Linked DNA regions of Mus musculus: region 1 is linked to region 2. Evidence: chromatin contacts called from ENCODE Hi-C or POLR2A ChIA-PET data. All regions are on one chromosome and are shown on one strand. The core of a region is the stretch at or near the end of the contact, and the rest is flanking DNA. Distances in the headings are between cores, read along the strand shown. Region 1 overlaps Smad3 (SMAD family member 3). Region 2 overlaps Smad3 (SMAD family member 3).

Region 1 (4,187 bases), core at 1,544-4,043, 63 kb after region 2:
AAGTAGGACACAAGGGCCCAAGCATTCTGTTTTAGAATCAGAGACAGAGAAGAGCCAGAACTTGCATGAGGACAAGGACCTCCCTAGCATCCAGAGGAGAGACAGGAATGGTTGACTTGACCTTCTTGGTAGATTGACCTTCTCTACCCAGAGCTCAGTCTACCAAGCCTAGACTATGAGGGATTTCCTGTTTGGGCCTAAGAAAAAAAGACCACACACATTATTTTGACACACTGTGGTCCATGCCAAGATCCTGACATGCTGGTGGACTGAGGGGACACAGGGACAGAGGATGCTCAGTAGTGACAGCAAAGTGGGGGACAACAGCGTTCTTGGCTTCTCTGGACACTGTGGCTATTTTGAGCTACAGCAGTTTTTACAGACCTCCCTCTCTCACGTGGTAGCTGTCCTTGACTGCTCAGACTTGCAGCAAATCCAACTTGAGACTGGTGGAAGCCGAGCATCAGAGCCCCAAGGGTCAGGCCAAGGAACAGGGGGCACTGATACTGTACAGATACCAGGGGACAAGCCAGGCACAGGATCAGAAGCCAAGGGACAGGGTCTGGGCAGGGAAGGGCTGATCACCCCAAGAGATGGGAGGTGCCTCAGTTGCCTGTTTACCCTGCACAAAGCTCTGGGCCCTATGTCTGATCCCCAGTACCCCATAAACCAGAGACTGGAACCCCAGCACTTGAGAGGCAGAGGCAGGAGGATCACAAGTTCAAAGTTGAACTCAATATCTTCAACTTCATACTGAGTTCAAGGCCAGCCTGGACTACTCGAAACTCTGTCTCAGAAACAAGTGGGTGTGGGGCGGGTATGGGGGGTGGCAGTAATCGAGGCTAGAGGGGAGCAATTCTGGAAGCAGAAGGAGACCTTGTGACTCAGGTGAGGAAGGCTGGCTTTCCATTCTCAGTGTCAGTGTGTGGTGTCAAGAGGCCTCACTTCCTAATAATTCATCTTCTGAGACCCAAACGAAGCCACACCACCCACTCATCTTCCACTACAGCTCACAGCCCCTGCATATGCTACACAGAGGAAAAAAAAAAGGGTTTTCTGCAGACAAAGTCATGGGTTGTGAGGAGGTATAGAAAAACCTCTTCATGTACAAAGGACAGACTTAAGGCAGTTGAGTGGATGGGGCACTGACATGACCTTGGCAGTGCTCAGAAGTGGCTCACCATTGGTGGACACCGAGGCCCATGGCTGCTCCGCCCAACACCATCTGCAAATGACCTGAGGTCTGCATGAAAATCAAGTGTGCGGTGACACCATGTCCCTTCCTCTGGCACTTGGGAAACCAGTTGTCCCGTACCTCATCTTCAGCAAAAGGACAGAATACATAGACTGTGTGAATAGGTTGGTGGGCTGGGGATGCCTCTGGACTCTGAAGTCTAAAAGTCCAGCACCCTCTGCCCAGCTTCCATGCCTCTCTCCCGGCTCACAGAGCCACTGTGCCTACCTATTCCCACTCTTTGTTACTCATCGGGCATCTGGTTACCCGGAGAGAGCCTGCCTCGAAGTGAGTCACCGCAACCTGTGCCTCTTAAATCCACATGGTAAACACAACAGGCACTGCACAGGGTGCTGGGTAAAAGCAAGGAGGTGACTAAGGCTTACAGAACCATAGCTGAGGTGGAGGAAACTCAGCTAAGGAGGCTAGAAACTCCTGAAGGGTTTTAAACCCTGGTGGGGGAGTGATCCATTCTGATACCATCATTATGCATCCCCTGGGGTAATAAACACTATGTCATTAGCGTCATTAGCACCATTAACACCGTAGTGCGAATTAGGTAATGAGATGAAGTGTCACCTTGCAAAAGACTAAGATGGGGACTGATAAAGGTTTGATGCCAGGGGAAGGAAGCCAGAAAGAGACAGGCTCACCCACTGGAGAGGGACAGAACCCAAGAAACCTGGGTGCAGGGTTGCTCTAAGGATAAGCATCCTACACGCATGGTTTGTGCCTGTACATAGTGACTGCTCCCAAGGGGCAGACAGAAGGTAAAACATCCCTCAGGTCTGCAGCAACAAGCTTTGGCAAGACCTGAAGGAAAGGAATGAGCTACTAGAGAAAGTTCTAGGGTGTAATGAAGGCAGCGATACCATTGGCTCCCAAAGAAATTCTCTTACCCCCTATCCCAGTCACTTCTCAGCATCCCAGACTTGCAACGTGAGGGATCTCCCCAGTAGCCCTGCAGGGACGCCACGGCATTGCCTCTATACCCTTCCACCTGAAGTCCCCTCCACCGGACAAAGGTGTCTCTCTCAATGCAGAGGACAACTGTGGCAGAGAGGACCTTGCTCAACCTGTTTTCTAAGGAATAATCTGACTCCGAGAAATCAGGTGTCTTACTCAAAAGTCACACAGCAAAAGGAAGGCAAAAATCTAGGCCAGGGCTCTTTCTTGGCAGAGCCAAGTTGGCAAAGGCCCCTGAGAGACAATGGCTCCAGATCAGGTGGGTGACATTGAAGCCCTGGAGCAGTGCCACCAAGAAGCAAGATCAAACGCTCTGTGAAGTTTGCTTCACAGTTTGCTTCACACGTAGGCCACGGTCTGTCCTTCCTGCCCCTAGAAAGCAAGGGTCGGTGTTTCATGTGTGAGAAATGCTGGGTCCCAAGACACAGACCGGGAGGTTCCAGAGGCGCTCAGCAAACCCCAGCCCTGAAGGATTCGTTCACACATGCTGTGGGTTACACGTTCGTCTGGTCTGTGAGAAGGGAAGAGGGTGGGTGAAGCCCACACAGGAAGTGATTTCTGGTGTGACAATGACCATCGAGGAAACAAGATAACCAGATAGTGGGACTATAGTGATCCAGTATAAACCTGGCCACGTGTGCCAAATCCCTTGCCAAAGTCATCTGTTCTCTGCCACCTGCCATGACAGACGGGATTATGGGAAATGGGCTGGCAGGAGGGTACTGCCCACAGTGCATATGGATGCTTATAGAATATGCAGACGTGTGCCCCCTCCCGAGCCCCCGAAACAGAGGGTAACAGGGTCAGATGTTCTGAACTGGGACCCAAGCAAGGATGGCACAGAGCACGGCTTGAACCACTGAAGATGAATCAAAAGACAAGCCTTGGTTTGTTTGACCCATCAGTTGGTTTTCGACACTATTTACCTCAAAGCAATCCTCCTGCCTCAGCCTCTCAAGTGCTGGCTTTACAGTCATGAGCCACCATGCTTGACTTGCTTTTGGTCTTGTTTGAGACAGGGGTCTCACTCTGACCTGAAATCCATAATCCTCCTGCCTCAGCTTCTCAAGTGCTGGAATTATAAGTATGCCCCACCTCGCCCAACAGGATCCTTTCTTTGTAGAAGTCTAGCTTCTTCTATGATGAGGCATTCTGGCTAGCATGCCTCATCTCCCCAAGGGAGCTGCCACTCGGTGTACACACTGGCACCTACCCACTCCCATGAGAACAGGAAAGCCTGAACTCATTCATTCCCCAGCCTCTCCGAGGACAAGGAAGTGCCACTCACTGTGCTAGTGTAGCGTTTACAAAAGTTGAAAAATACCCACGCCGGCCCTGCCTGCCTGCCTGCCTGCCTGCCTGCCCTGGGTGACACTCTGGGCTGTTAGAGGCGGAGGAGGTATGGGGGTGAGCAGTCTGAAGTCTGATCTTATCTACTTTCCTGCCTTTGAACATTGCCACAACAAACCCAGCAGGCCAGGCTCTTTGAAAAGCAGGGCCTGTTACACACAGCTCAGCCCTGGCCCCCTTCCTTCCTCCAGGTCCCCTGGCTCCCTTCTGTACAATCTCCAATGGCCTGCAGGTCAACACCTTGGAAAAGGTAAAGCTACTCACTCCCTTAAATAAGACACATGGCCTCACTGATCAACCCACACTGAGTGCTTACTGAGGTCTAGAAACAAGCTAGACACAAAGAGAAAGGTACACAGTTGGCCCCCACATTGGCTACTAGAAGTGACAGAGTGCCAAGCTTCCCCGGGATTAACAGGAGATGGAAGTCATTATTGTTGGCTCAGTTCAGGCCCCTGTGTTCTGTTCAATAGATGCATAGAAAAACCATACAGGAGTAACGATCAGACATTGGACTGCTACACATGACAGGTCGAAGCTACCAGCATCTGAGATGAGAGGGCCGAGTGAGTAGCTGATGATGAGACAGAAGCCCAGACAGTGCTTGGAGTTCTGAGTTCCTATTTCTGGGCCAGTA
Region 2 (4,113 bases), core at 18-2,517:
CACTATAAGCAACCCCAAGTGTATTCTGGCTGTGGTGTGGGCCACACCACACTCTACAGCAGCCCCTTGCAGGGTCCCCTCTGCAGGCAGGGTCCCCTTGGCAGGCAGGGTCCTGGCAACTGTTCTCTTATAATCCCACAACCTCCTGCGGGACTGCCTGCACACTGCCGCCTCCAACCGCTCCTCCACACTATAGCTCTACTGCTGGCCTTAGGGAAGGGCTTTAAGCCCACTCTGCCCCATTTAAATAGTCCACCTACTGCTCACTGCACCATCTACCTCAGACTCTTGCTCTGGAGGACTCCCAAGTATTTGTGCAGCCACCTGGTGATTTTGTGTGTTTTTGTGCAAGCTGGTATCCATAAATGTCCCAACTATCCAACTTGACTATGAGGTCCTAAAGTCCTCTCTCTTCCCTTGCATGAGGCTCTGATGGAGGGAATAGGGATGGCTCAGCATTGGCCTGAGAATCCTGTCTGTTGCCTGCCAGGCAATTTGGAGAGTGGCTAGGGGCCCGTGCTCAGTATCCCTTAAGTGGCCAAGCCAAAGAACAGCAGCTGCTGTGTTGTCCATGGGGAAGGGCCTAGACGGCCCCGGGGTGACAAAGTGGCCCCGAACTCCTGCAGCCCAGGCACATGGTCCTTGTAAGAGTGAGGTGAGGACCCAGCCCCAATCCTGACACTTTACACAGTACATATAGCCAGAGACAGCCCCAGTTCAGCACACCCGAAGCTAGGGCATATGGCTGCCTGAGAGAAAGGGGGTCTAGATAATTATGGGATGGTCAAATGCACCCTCAGCCTGTACTCACTGGATACTAATAGCACATATATATATATACCTCACCCTCTCAAGTACTGACAATAAAAACTATTCCTAGTACTGTCAGATGTGTTCTACAGGTTGGAAGCACTCCCCACTGAAAGCCACTGCCCTTTTATGTTGAACCAGCATGACTTCATTCATGTTTCCTATGTCAGCTCTAAATCACCCCTGCCCACTGGAGCCATCAGTGGATTCCCCGAGTTAACTCGAGTAAGATGTGGCCATGCAGCAAATAGCGTATGGTACCAACAGTGATAATAACCCTGACTATGGACCTAAGAACTCCCTGATCCTCTCTTGACTTTCCAGAAGAACAAAGCTTCCTTTCTCCCTGTTCTCACAGTTGAGTAAGAGGCCAGGAGCACAGAGGCAGAGGATCAAAGCTACTGTATGGAGAAGGGAGTGATGGGACAGGAGCAGCTGTGGCCTGTGCCCCTGGCTCCTGAGGCTGGGCTGAGCCACATCAGCCATGTCCGGCCCTGGCTTTGCTCCACGCTTCCACATTCCAACGAGATAAGCTAGATTCTAAACAATGTGGCCACTAGAATGTGAGCTATGTTGCATTGGACACTTTGGGTTGTTTTGTTTTGTATAAAAAAAGAAAAAAGAAACCAGGGCTAGCCAAGGTTTAAAGTGTCCAGGTGACCTGTCAGTACCACTAGCTGCTACTGCCCGGGTACAGGCTCTAGTGACCTTGAGGTGTATACTTAGGGACATGATCTCCTACTCTGGTCTGTTTCCTAGTCTGTGTCAAGACTGATTCTAGAAGACAACTAAAGCGGCCATCTCGGTCACTGTGCTCCTGGCATGTGTCACTCTGAAGAGGCAGCTTTGGCTGCTCCAGGTCAGCCCTGCCTTCCTCAGTAACCCGGATAGCACAATTATCTCCCTCACCCCCAAATTTCAAAGTCCTCCCTAGAATTCCATGGGCTTAGTCCTAGGAACACTGACACCTACCAATCCAAACAAAGGTGGCAGGTCACCCAGAGTGTCTGTCACACCTGGAGGAACACTGTTCTGGGAAAGGTGAGCTTTGGGGTAGAAAAAGGCCTTCCCAAGGAGATATTGTACCCTCCTCTAAACAGCTCTGTGATGGTCCAGGCACCCGGAGCAGCAAAGGAGGGAGGCTGAGCTCAGATGGACACGACATCAGGACTCACAGCAGTTGTGTCATGGCACCAGGGCACACAACTTGAAGGCTGCCACTTCAGAGAGTACCTGACTCAACTCTGACTCAGAAACAGGTAGAATAGGATAGCCCCCTGTGTGGCTTTTAATTCGCTGCACATGGCTGTGCCTTTGAGTTCTCTCTCTCCCTCCATTTCCACTATCAGCCCTAGATGGTCCTTCAGGCATTCCAGCCATAGCAGGTACAAAGCAAAAAAGTATAATTACTCTATCTTCCTATAGTGGTAGCCCTGCCCCTGCCCCATATGCAATTCTTTTCTTGCAAAAGTCACGACTCTGGCGAGAGGAGAACTACCACTGGTATAAGTATGTGGTATCAGATACTGACAGCTCGACTCTGAGCTTCCTAAAAGACCGAACAGAAAGGGGCCATAGTTGTGGTTTGGTCCTGTAATGCACCCTATAAGCTCATACGTTCGAATACTTGGTCCCCAGCTGGTGGTACTGTCTAAGGAGGTTATGAAACCTTTGTGACACAGGGCCAAGCTGGCAGATGTAGGTCCCTTTGGAAGCAGGCCTTGGGGGTTACAGCCTTCCCTGAGTTCTGGTTCCACTCTCTGCTTTCGGATCTACCAAGGTTTGAACAAAGTGTGCTTCGAGATCCAGCCAACATGGGCTTAGCTGCTCCGGCCACCTTGCCATTCCCTGGAGTGAGCACGCCCCAGGTTTCAAAGTTTCCCAACAGATGCCGATGCAGTTTACACCGACCCTGAAGACCTGCTACTCAAGACTCCTCTCAGAGCAACACTGCATCAGCTGATTCTCTGAGGAGCACGAGTTTGCTCTGTCGACCAAGGCTTCCAATCACCTGGAGTGTTCGATTAGATTTTTGACTCCACATAGCCCAGTTTCAACTAGCCTGCCCAGTCCCTGCTAATACCCTCCCAGAACCAAAATGCTGGAGACATGAAGCCTCCAGCCCCAGCCATCAGGGCCCCCACCTCTACCAGCATGGTGTCAGGCAGGCTTCTCAAATGGCATGGGGCACTCAATTCTCCACTGGCCCCAGGCCAGCCTAACACATTGGCTGGCTTCAGTTCCAAGCCCTGCTCCAAGCTGGCACAGGCTCTCTGTTTTGTTTAAGGAAAGGAAAACAGAATAAAACCCAGAAGGCGACACTCGGATTAAGGGGTGCCTATTAAAAACATGTGCAAAAGATTCCAGTTGGCAGAAGCAGAGGGGAGGAGAGGGGGGCACATCAACTTTCCCCTGAACTGAAGCAGGCGATGGGCAAAGATCTGCACAGGGGGTATAACCATAGGACTTGAGGTCAAAGCACAGAAGCCGGGCTAGTCTGGGCCCTCCCGACCCATTGAGAGCAGGTCTGGCTCAGTCTTCAGGACTCCATCCTCCAACTCCATATCCTTTCAGCTGTCTCTTCCTCAGTTGTTCCCTTTCAGTGGAGTGTCCTGCCCCATCTGTATGATTCTGAGTAGCAAGGCCCAACACAGGTGGCATAAGACATTCCCTCATGCAAAGAAATCCCATGCCCAGCCACCTGGGCACTTTCTCATGTACTACGGGGGTTGCTCCTCTGTAACCCCAGCATCTGGGTCCTAACTCTAGTCTCTGAGGTTAAGGCAGAGAGCTAAGGCATGCAGAGGAATGAGGGCAAGCTCCTGCAGCCTCGGACCAGTTTACTAATTCCAGAAAACACTCACATCTCTCTCTCTCTGTGCATGCGTGTGTGTGTGTGTGTGTATGTGTGTGTGTGTGTGTGTGTGTGTGTGTGTGTGATAGGCATGTGCCTTGGGACCGCCTCAGGTGTCAGTCCCCACTTTCCACCGTGTTTGAGACAGGGTCTCCTGCTCAGCTGGCCCATGAGCTTCCAGGAGTCTCCAGTCTCTGCCTCCCATCTTGCTGTAGAATGCTACCACATCCAGCATTACATGGGTTCTTGGGATCTGTGGTCAGGTCTTCACGCTTGCATGGATGTACCTAGTGAGCTACTTGCCTAAGCACCTGCCTGTGTTCTCACACGCCCACCGAAGGCTGCAGCTACAGGTGGCCTTTACAAAGTACCTGTCTAGCAGCATGGACCCAGCTGGCTTCTCTTCATTTCTGGGGTCTTTCATCGCTCCTACAACCCAGCCCTGTCTT

The links. Hi-C counts contacts between places; a loop is a spot of excess contacts on that map. ChIA-PET counts read pairs that join two places held with the same protein, here RNA polymerase II (POLR2A).
Region 1: POLR2A ChIA-PET joins it to region 2 with 46 read pairs in Patski. The contact joins two enhancer-like sites. A Hi-C loop is called at or near these places in 1 of 37 maps with a recorded cell type or tissue (Patski). POLR2A ChIA-PET finds 5 or more read pairs at or near these places in 3 of 5 experiments (Patski and embryonic stem cell).

What each region holds. Positions count from the first base shown.
Region 1 is chr9:63,717,392-63,721,578 of GRCm38, forward strand. All of the region lies in intron 1 of Smad3 (SMAD family member 3), which reads right to left. Among named protein-coding and RNA genes, the nearest start is that of Gm51710, 12 kb to the right of the region's middle. Within about 2 kb of position 2,794, at least 1 of the 3 ENCODE cell types and tissues checked has a DNase peak (open chromatin) inside an H3K27ac peak, as active enhancers do.
Region 2 is chr9:63,656,044-63,660,156 of GRCm38, forward strand. All of the region lies in intron 5 of Smad3 (SMAD family member 3), which reads right to left. Among named protein-coding and RNA genes, the nearest start is that of Aagab, 55 kb to the left of the region's middle. Within about 2 kb of position 1,268, at least 1 of the 3 ENCODE cell types and tissues checked has a DNase peak (open chromatin) inside an H3K27ac peak, as active enhancers do.